Regions from separate parts of the Homo sapiens genome. Here region 2 is linked to region 1. Evidence: chromatin contacts called from ENCODE Hi-C data. All regions are on one chromosome and are shown on one strand. The core of a region is the stretch at or near the end of the contact, and the rest is flanking DNA. Distances in the headings are between cores, read along the strand shown.

Region 1 (4,396 bases), core at 917-3,416:
GACTTGAGGGAGGGGAAGGAATATGGATATTTCTGTGATCTGAATGTGTCCCCCAAAATTCATGTGTTGGAAACTTGATCCTTAATGCAATAGTGTTGGGAGGTGGAACCTTTGGGGAGGTGTTTAGATCAGGAGGGCTCTGCCTTCATGAATGGATCAATGCTATCACAAAAGGGCCTGATGGAGGCAGTTTGGTTCTTTTTTTGCCTTTCCTTCTGCCTTCTGCGTGGGAGGGCACAGCATTCAAGACACCATCTTAGAAGCAGAGACTGGGCCCTCACCAGACACAAAACCTGCCAGTTCCTTGATGTTGGACTTATCAGAATCCAGAACTGTGAGAAATAAATTGATAAATTACCCAATTTGTGGTATTTTGTTATAGCAGCACAAACAGACTAAGATAGATACTAATACTAATACAATACCAACATCAAAACTGCTAGCAGGCTGGGCATGGGGTTCACACCTGTAATCCCAGCACTTTGGGAGGTCAAGGCAGGCAGATCTCTTGAGGCCAGGAGTTTGAGACCAGCCTGGCCAACATGGTGAAACACTGTCTCTACTGAAAATATAGCCAGGCATGGTGGTGTGTGCCTGTAACCCTGAGTAATCTTGGGAGTCTGAGGCACAAGAATCGCTTGAACCCAGGAGGCAGAGGTTGTAGTGAGCCGAGATCCTGCCACTGCCCTCCAGCCTGGGTGATAGAGCAAGATTCTGCCTTTAAAAAAAAAAAAAATGCTGCTAGCAATGCACTTCACTAATACTCATTTTACACTGCTAATACTTGTCACCCAGAAAACCTCCCTCCTGGAGAGCCCCAGGTTCTTCAGAACTCAGTAATCACTCTTTAACAAACAAAGAAAATGGTTTCAGCCCCACTGCAGCACTCTGACACATCTTCAAAAACTCCACAGATTTCCAGAAAGACATACCTTCTCCTGGTCAGTGGGGGTTACGCCCTCGGTCACCACTGTCATCTGGTCCTTAGCCATCATCCTCTGTTCCTGAAGCTGCCATTCTCTCTCCCCATCTCTGTTACCCCTGGACCACCTCACATCTGCCATGCCTCATAGCATCATGAACACAAAGCTGGTTCCCAAAAGTGTTTGTGGATAACGGAAGGGGTATTGCAGTCCTGCATATCTGGTCAATTACAGGAACACAGCATCCTGGTTCTTGGCTGGGTGCAGCGGCTCACATCTGTAATCCCAGCACTTTGGGAGGCAGGTGGATCACTTTAGGTTAGGAGTTTGAGACCAGCCTGGCCAACACGGTGAAACCCTGTCTCTACTAAAAATACAAAAAATTAGCCGGGTGTGGTGGTGCACACCTATAATCCCAGGCACTTGGGAGGCTAAGGCAGGAGGATCACTTGAACCTGGGAGGTGGAGGTTGCAGTGAGCCAGGATGGCACTGCTGCACTCCAGCCAGGGTGACAGAGCGAGGCTCTATCTCAAAATATTTTAAAAAGTAAAAAATAAATAAAAATAAAAAAAGCAATATAGCATCCTGGTTCTTGAGTTTTCTGGACTGTCCCTACACCGGGGGCTTCTCTTGCTCTAGAGATGTCCTTGCTAATCATTGCTCTCCTGAGCTGCCTCTGTTTTTCTCTGGACCCTCTCCTCTCAATCCCTTCCTGCTTCCCATCTCTGTGGCCTTGGCTTCTTCTTAACAAGCTTGCCACCCCCAACTTCAAATTCCTGTCAATTTGTTGTAAACAAGCTACCTCTGTTTGTGTCTTGCCTTTTCCCACCAGGGAGGTATAGACATGGTTAAAGACACGGCCTCTGGCACTGGAAGGCCTCCTTTTCACTCCCAGCTAGGCATTCTTCAAATCCTTCCTATCCCTATTTTACAGCTGACAAAACTGACTTCCGGGGGATTTGGTTTTGCTCAAGGACCCAGGGTCCTTCAGGGGTAGGTAGGAAAGATCTGGGACAACTCCCAGGCCTCTTCCAGGCAGAAGGAGAAGTAGGTTGGAGAATGCTAGTTGAGGGCACCTGCAAAAGCTAAATCAAGACTGCCTGAAGCTTAGGAGGAAGGAAATGTGTGTAGATTTAGTTCCTAGAGGGCTTATAAATAGGACCATTGCTCATTTGTCCTGAAAAGTCGCTGGGCAACCTTCCCGAGGTGAGGGGTGGGGGCGGGGCCACATGCCCTCCTGAGGTCATTTCTAGCTTGATGATTCACACGGCAAAATCCCAGCGTGGGTTCAGCGCCCCTCCCCGCACCCGCCCCGTGTACTTTCATTTTGCATTATGATTTTTCACTCAAGCTGATGCGAACCCAAATTGATGTCATTTCCCTCCCAATAAGCTCTTGACCAGAAAACATCTAATTCTCCATCTAGCTGGGATTTTTTTTTTTTCACTCAGTTTCTATAAAATCATGCTGCAGTTTGCCTCGATATTTTCTTCTCTTTTAAAGATAGCATTTGTCAAGGCTTATCTTCTGGTCGTAAAACTAATATATATGCTCACTGCAAAAGAATCTGGAACACAAGAGGCCTGAAAGAAGAAAATAAAAATTATATATAGCATCACACACGTAGACAAACAGGAAAGATCATAGTATGTTTTCTTTCTGTCTTCCCCTTGTATATATATCTTTAACATAATTAGATCAAATGCTTTTTTAAAAATCTATTTAAGAGTGAGAGGGAAGAATCATAGATTCTGGCTTCAGCAGAACATGTGTTTTAATAGGTTATATTTATTGAGGGCTGAAAATGTTCTAGGCACTTTACTCAGTGTGTATTGGTGGAATGTCAGCCATTTATGTTCATTGCTTTTCAAAATCCTCACAACAGCCCCTGAGAAAGATATTACTATCATGCCCATTTTACAGGTGAGGAAGCTGAGGCTCTGAGACGTCCCAAGAACAGCTGGTTCATAAAGCAGCTGGGATTAATTTTAATTAAAGTCATCTTGCTTCCACAGGCTGGGCTCTTAAACTTTTTATTTATTTATTTATTTATTTATTTATTTATTTATTTATTTACTTTTCATAGAGACAGGGTCTCACTGTGTTGCCCAGGCTGGTCTCGAACTCCTGGGCTCAAGCAATCCCCCCAACTTGGCCTCCGAAAGTGCTGAGACTACAAGTGTGAGCCACCACACCTGGCCAGCTATTAACCTTTATAGTATGTATAGAGTTTGTCACTTCATAGGGATAAGTGCTTCAATTGGGAATGCCATGAAGGCAACACTGGCCTGCTTCTCATGTAACTAAGAATTTTTTTTTTTTTTTTTGAGACAGGGTCTCACTCTGTCGCCCAGGCTGGAGTGCAGCGGTACAATCTCGGCTCACTGTAATCTCCACTTCCCAAGTTCAAGCGATTCTCATGCCTCAGCCTCCTGAGTAGCTGGGACTACAGGCACACACCATCACACCTGGCTAATTTTTGTATTTTTTGGTAGAAACGGGGTTGCACCATGTTGGCCAGGCTGGTCTCGAACTCCTGACCTCAAGTGATTCACCCACCTCAGCCTCCCAAAGTGCTGGGATTACAGGCACGAGCCACCTCACCGAGCCTGTAACTGGGAATATTTTAATCAAAGCACAACATACTCGTGGAACAAAGATCATGCTCCATTCTGACCTTCTGCAACCCTTTGCTTTAAAGAATATATAGGGAGAAAGGAAACTGGAGGAAAAGGTCATAAGCGTACTTGCCAGTGCTACTACAAGTTTGCCCATGCCTTCCTATAAGTGTTGCTATTTTAGTGCTTGATGGACATCTAAAGTGTCCCTGGGCATGGGGGAGCTGAGAGGTGCTGGGGCTCAGCACAGATGCTGTAAAGTGACTGCTCATTCTTTCTGTGGCCATTCATTGACTACCTACCGTGTGTCTCTCAGGCACAGTGCTCAGCATGTACTCCAAATGTAATCTGTATAAAACCAGCATGCCCATGGGGTCGGCTTCAAAGTGTTGAAGTGATATCATAATGTATTAGTCATTCTCATAAAGTATGCTCATAAAGACATACCTGAGACTGGGTAATTTATAAAGGAAAGAGGTTTAATTGACTCACAGTTCCACATGGCTGGGGAGGCCTCACAGTCATGGCGGAAGGTGGATGAGCAGCAAAGTCACGCCTTACATGGTGGCAAGCAAGAGGGCTTGTGTAGGGAAACTTCCCTTTATAAAACCATCAGATCAGGCTGGGTGCAGTGGCTCACGCCTGTAATCCCAGCACTTTGGGAGGCTGAAACGGGTGGATCATTTGAGGTCAGGAGTTCAAGACTGGCCTGGCCAACATGGTGAAACCCTGTCTCTACCAAAGATACAAAAAATAAGCCAGACGTGGTGGCACATGCCTATAATCCTAGCTACTCAGGAGGCTGAGGCATGAAAATCACTTGAACCCAGGAGGTTACAGTGAGCCAAGATCAC
Region 2 (4,396 bases), core at 1,151-3,650, 400 kb before region 1:
ACAGACCTTCCCCTGGGAATACATTCCTTTCCCAGGTTTATTCCTTGCTGGGAAAAGAATTCCGCGATATTTCTCCTATTCGCCTTCTGCAAGAAGAGAAATATGACTCTGTTCTGCCTGGCCCCACAGGCAGTCAGATCTTATGGTTATCTCCCTTGTTCCCTGAAAATCACTGTTATCCTGTTCTTTTTTAGGATGCCCAGATTTCATATTGTTCAAACACACATGTTTTACAAACAATTTGTGCAGTTAATGCAATTATCACAGGGTCCTGAGGTGACATATATCTTCAGTTTACGAAGATGATGGGATTAAGAGATTAAAGTAAAGACAGGCATAGGAAATTATAAGAGTATTGATTGGGGAAGTGATAAATGTCTGTGAAATCTTCACAATTTATGTTCTTCTGCCACAGCTTCAGCCGGTCCCTCCATTTGGGGTCCCTGACTTCCCACAGCAGACGACAAACACAGTGGGCTTAAAACAATGTGAATTTATTATCCTATAGTTCTGGAATAAAAATACTGGGCTAAAATCAAGGTGTCAGCCTATCTTCCTTTTGGAGGCTCTAGGGGAAAATCTGCTTCCTTGCTTTGTCCAACTTCTAGAGACTGCCGGCATTCCTTGGCTTGTGGTCCCTTCTTCCAGCTTCAAGGCCAGAAGTGTGGCATCTTCTCTTTTCTCTGACCTCAGCTTCCATCCTTACATCTTCTCTCTCTGATTCTGATGCTTCTGCTGATCTCTCACAAGGACTCTTCTGATTACATTGGGCCCACCAGGATAACCTCCCCATCTCAAGACCCTCAACATAATCACATCTGCAGAATTCCTTTTACAGTGGAAAGTAATATATTCACAGGTTCCAGGGATTAGGATATGGACATCTTTGGAGGGCCATTATTATTATTATTATTTAATTTAAAAAGAGACAGTATCTCACTATATTGCCCAGGCTGGTCTTGAACTCCTGGGCTCGAGTGATCCTCTTTCCTCAGCCTACCAAAGTGTTGGGATTACAGGTGTGAGCCACCGTGCTGGCCTGGAGGCCATTGTTCAACCTGCAAAAATATGCTGTCTGTTCCCAAAGTTTTATGTCTATCTCAACTGCATTGACCCATTCTTAAAAACTCCCAACCCATTACAGCAATCAACCTGAATCCAAAATCTCATCTAAGTCTTATCAGGTCAAAAGTTTCATTTCTCATCACATAAATCATCGAATATAGGCATGGGTGAAGCTCTGGGTATAGTCCAGTGTGTGGCACAATTTCTCTCTATCTGTGGACCTATGAAGCTAGCAAAGAAATTATCTGCTCCCAAAATACAAAATGAAACACACTCCACCAGGGTAACAGCACTCCCATTCAAAACGAGAGAAGAAGGAAAGAAAAAAAAGAGTCCCTGGTCCCAAATGTTTTCTAAATCCAACCAGAAAAACTCCATTAGGTTTCAAGGCATGGCTCTCAGCTCTGCCTTCAGAGCCTATAAGGTCTGCTCTCACAGTCATCTTTCCTTCTTCATAAAGGGTAATACTTGTTTGCAGCTGTAGTTTCACCCACCTGTTTCCTGTCTGTAGAATTTTGGTGATCTGACAACCTTCTTTCATTTTGTTCTCTCTGTCCCTTTCAGGTCAAGCTGGCAGTGTTTTGGGGCACATACCATTCTTAAAAGCCTTGTGAGTTTCCTGCATATGTCACATGGACTCACTCCATTTGACCATCAGGCCAAATCAAACCTATTGCCTCTTTTTGTAAATGAAGTTTTATTGCAACACAGACACACCTACCTGTTCATTTACATATTGTTGATGGCTATTTACATGATATAACAGAGTGAAGGGTTGCAACAGAGACAGTGTGGCTCAAAAGCTGAGACTATTTACTATCTAACCCTTTTCAGAAAATGTTTGCTGATGACTGGCCCAGAGCCAAAACCCAAATAAGTAGTAGCGTTTAAACAAATGACAGGCTTGGGTGGGTTGCAAAAGCGGGGCCGCTTGGAGGTAGTGAATATTTCAGATGTTGTGCGGGAGGTGTGAGGAGAAAAGTGAGAAGCGGTGAGGGACGAAGGAAGAGGAAGTGAGAGCCATGGACTTCAGAAGTAAACTTGAACTTCTTGGCAAGTTACCTTGGAAGCCTGGGGCCAGGGTCATTAAGCAGCAAGATTACCATGAAGGAAAAGAGTGAACCAAAAGAAAGTAAGGGGAGAAATTCAAACTGGGCTCAATTGTGACAGAAAAGAAAAATCACACCTAGAGCAGTACACTGAGTCCCTTAGTATGCAAGAACCACATTGCCTCCTCCTCATCCTCCCTCTGAAAAGAAGCCCGCTGTGCACACCTATGGGACAGCCTTTGCTTAATTCTATGTGCCAGCGGCAGCTTCCCAGTAAGCCTTCTCCCCTTTGCTTTTGCTCCGTGGAAATGAGAACACGCCAAGGGTGACGTTTGTGTGTGGGTTTTGGCGCTTTCACAAAAAGCTTCATTAGCCTTATTTAGAATATGATTGCTCCTTCAATCCCTGTGCATAAATGGATTTCAGGTGACCATGCCTGTCACAGGCCCCTGCTCGCCTGGTTACTGGCTTGAGGTATTCTTTGGTTTAAACAAAGCAGGACAAATAAAGAGCAAAGACCCACTCAGGGCCCTAGATGTTCATAGAAACTGATTTCCCCTTAAAAAAACAGCTCACTGTGGGAGTTGTAAATAGGAAGAAATGAACCATTTAAGAGAGTCTTTGAGACTACTGCCTGTTGGAATGGAACCAGTTTGGGGTTTGGGGTGGAGGTGGCATGTCAAATTTGTGGTTACTTCCTAAACACACACAAACTGTTTCAATATCTGATTTGAATATGCTACAACTGCCCCCTGCCAAAACCCTGCCCAGCAGTCTTTCTCCCCACAAACAGCTAAGCCAAGAACCCCAGGACAATTTGCTGTCTGTGCTGATAGACTATCTGGGGTTTCTAAAGCAGGCGATGTATTCTATTTCAGGAAATCAGACCAAATAAAAATCATTCCAATTAAAAAGTGCCACTGGGCAAGTAGAACAGCAAGTGCCCACCTCACACAAAACAGACCAACCACAAAGTGCAGGCTTTCATATATGTTGTTGATGGCAGAGTCACTGCCTTAGAGCCTCGAGTTTATTCAATGGGATAAAAGTTGCCTGGTAAATTGGGCTGAGAGGATTTTTTCCCAGAAGGCCATCACAAGGCATTTTGATGTACTTATCATTTACAAGAGCCTAGAGGAATCTAAAAGTGATTTTGATTTCAAATACTATAGAACCCAGTTATTATATAGCTTATTAATACTGAGCTTCAAATAACCATCAGATATATTCTGAGACACACACATATGCACACACATACACATACACACACATACACACACACACACCCTCTGTACAGGCTTGTAATATGAGGCCTGTGATGGTGATGTCTCATGTTATTTAGGGAGTCGGGTTCTAAATTTCTACAAAGATGAAAATTGTGTACAGTTAAAGGTGCATTTGGAAAATCCCTTCAAATGCCCACTAGCACAGTGAGGTGCTTGCACCGTGAGAGGTAGGAAGTAAATCTGATTACTTCAGCTCTCACATGCCCCTTGCAGGTGAGGATGGGCAGAACCAACACCATGTCAGCCCTCTTTTTCACTCTTCTTGCTGAGGGCATGGAGATGAATTCACTTTAGTTAACTGTATAGGTTATATAATTTCACCTTGATCAGCTCACCCCCAGGAGGGTTAGTCCTGTCTACAAATACAAAAGCCACTCGTGTCTTTTTTGTAGGAAAAATTCCTCACTACCTGGTAAGGAAGACCCTCCATTGTCTCAGCCACTAAAAACACTCCCAGTGTCTTCCATCCCTTTTTCTTCCCCTTTCTCTCCTAAAAAGACTGACTTTGGCTTTTGAAAATTGGTTAAACCTTCTCTCTCTCCCTCTTTTCTCTCTTTCTCATTAGCATTTCTAAGTGTAATGTTCAAAGCTTCCAATGGGGACAATGCCCTGAAATTTCAGACAGCTCCAAAGGACTCCTTCCCACGCTGATGTAGGCACTTGAGTTTTGAATTAGCAATTTCCCAGCACAACCTGAATTCTAGAAGTTAGGTTACAAGTGGATTGATGAACTTTATTATTCAGACCTTTTCAGTTAAAAGTGCCAGAAACCAACTCAAAGCTTAAGTAAAATGGGGAAGTTTTTTTGACTCATGCGAGTGAAAATTTGAATGTGGTATTAGCCTTGGGATGCTAGTGAATCGAATGACAAGGATCTCTTTTCCCTCCCCTTGCCTTCCTCTTTTCCACTGTCCCTTCCTCCCTCCCCATCTCTTCTTCCTTCCTTTCCCCCTTTCTCCCTCCCCTGCATAGACTTAGCTTCTCTTTTCTCTGTAG

What was found. Hi-C counts contacts between places; a loop is a spot of excess contacts on that map. Pooled maps may share reads with other maps.
Region 2: a pooled map shows a loop between it and region 1 (2.8-fold over the local background). The contact joins two enhancer-like sites. A Hi-C loop is called at or near these places in 2 of 37 single-sample maps with no recorded cell type and 2 of 50 pooled maps.

What each region holds. Positions count from the first base shown.
Region 1 is chr3:72,480,930-72,485,325 of GRCh38, forward strand. No RefSeq gene overlaps it. Among named protein-coding and RNA genes, the nearest start is that of RYBP, 37 kb to the left of the region's middle. RefSeq lists an enhancer at 1,580-2,080. Within about 2 kb of position 2,167, at least 16 of the 41 ENCODE cell types and tissues checked have a DNase peak (open chromatin) inside an H3K27ac peak, as active enhancers do.
Region 2 is chr3:72,076,096-72,080,491 of GRCh38, forward strand. All of the region lies in intron 2 of LINC00877 (long intergenic non-protein coding RNA 877), which reads right to left. Among named protein-coding and RNA genes, the nearest start is that of LINC00877, 22 kb to the right of the region's middle. RefSeq lists enhancers at 2,104-2,193, 2,264-2,393, 2,514-2,563. Within about 2 kb of position 2,401, at least 3 of the 41 ENCODE cell types and tissues checked have a DNase peak (open chromatin) inside an H3K27ac peak, as active enhancers do.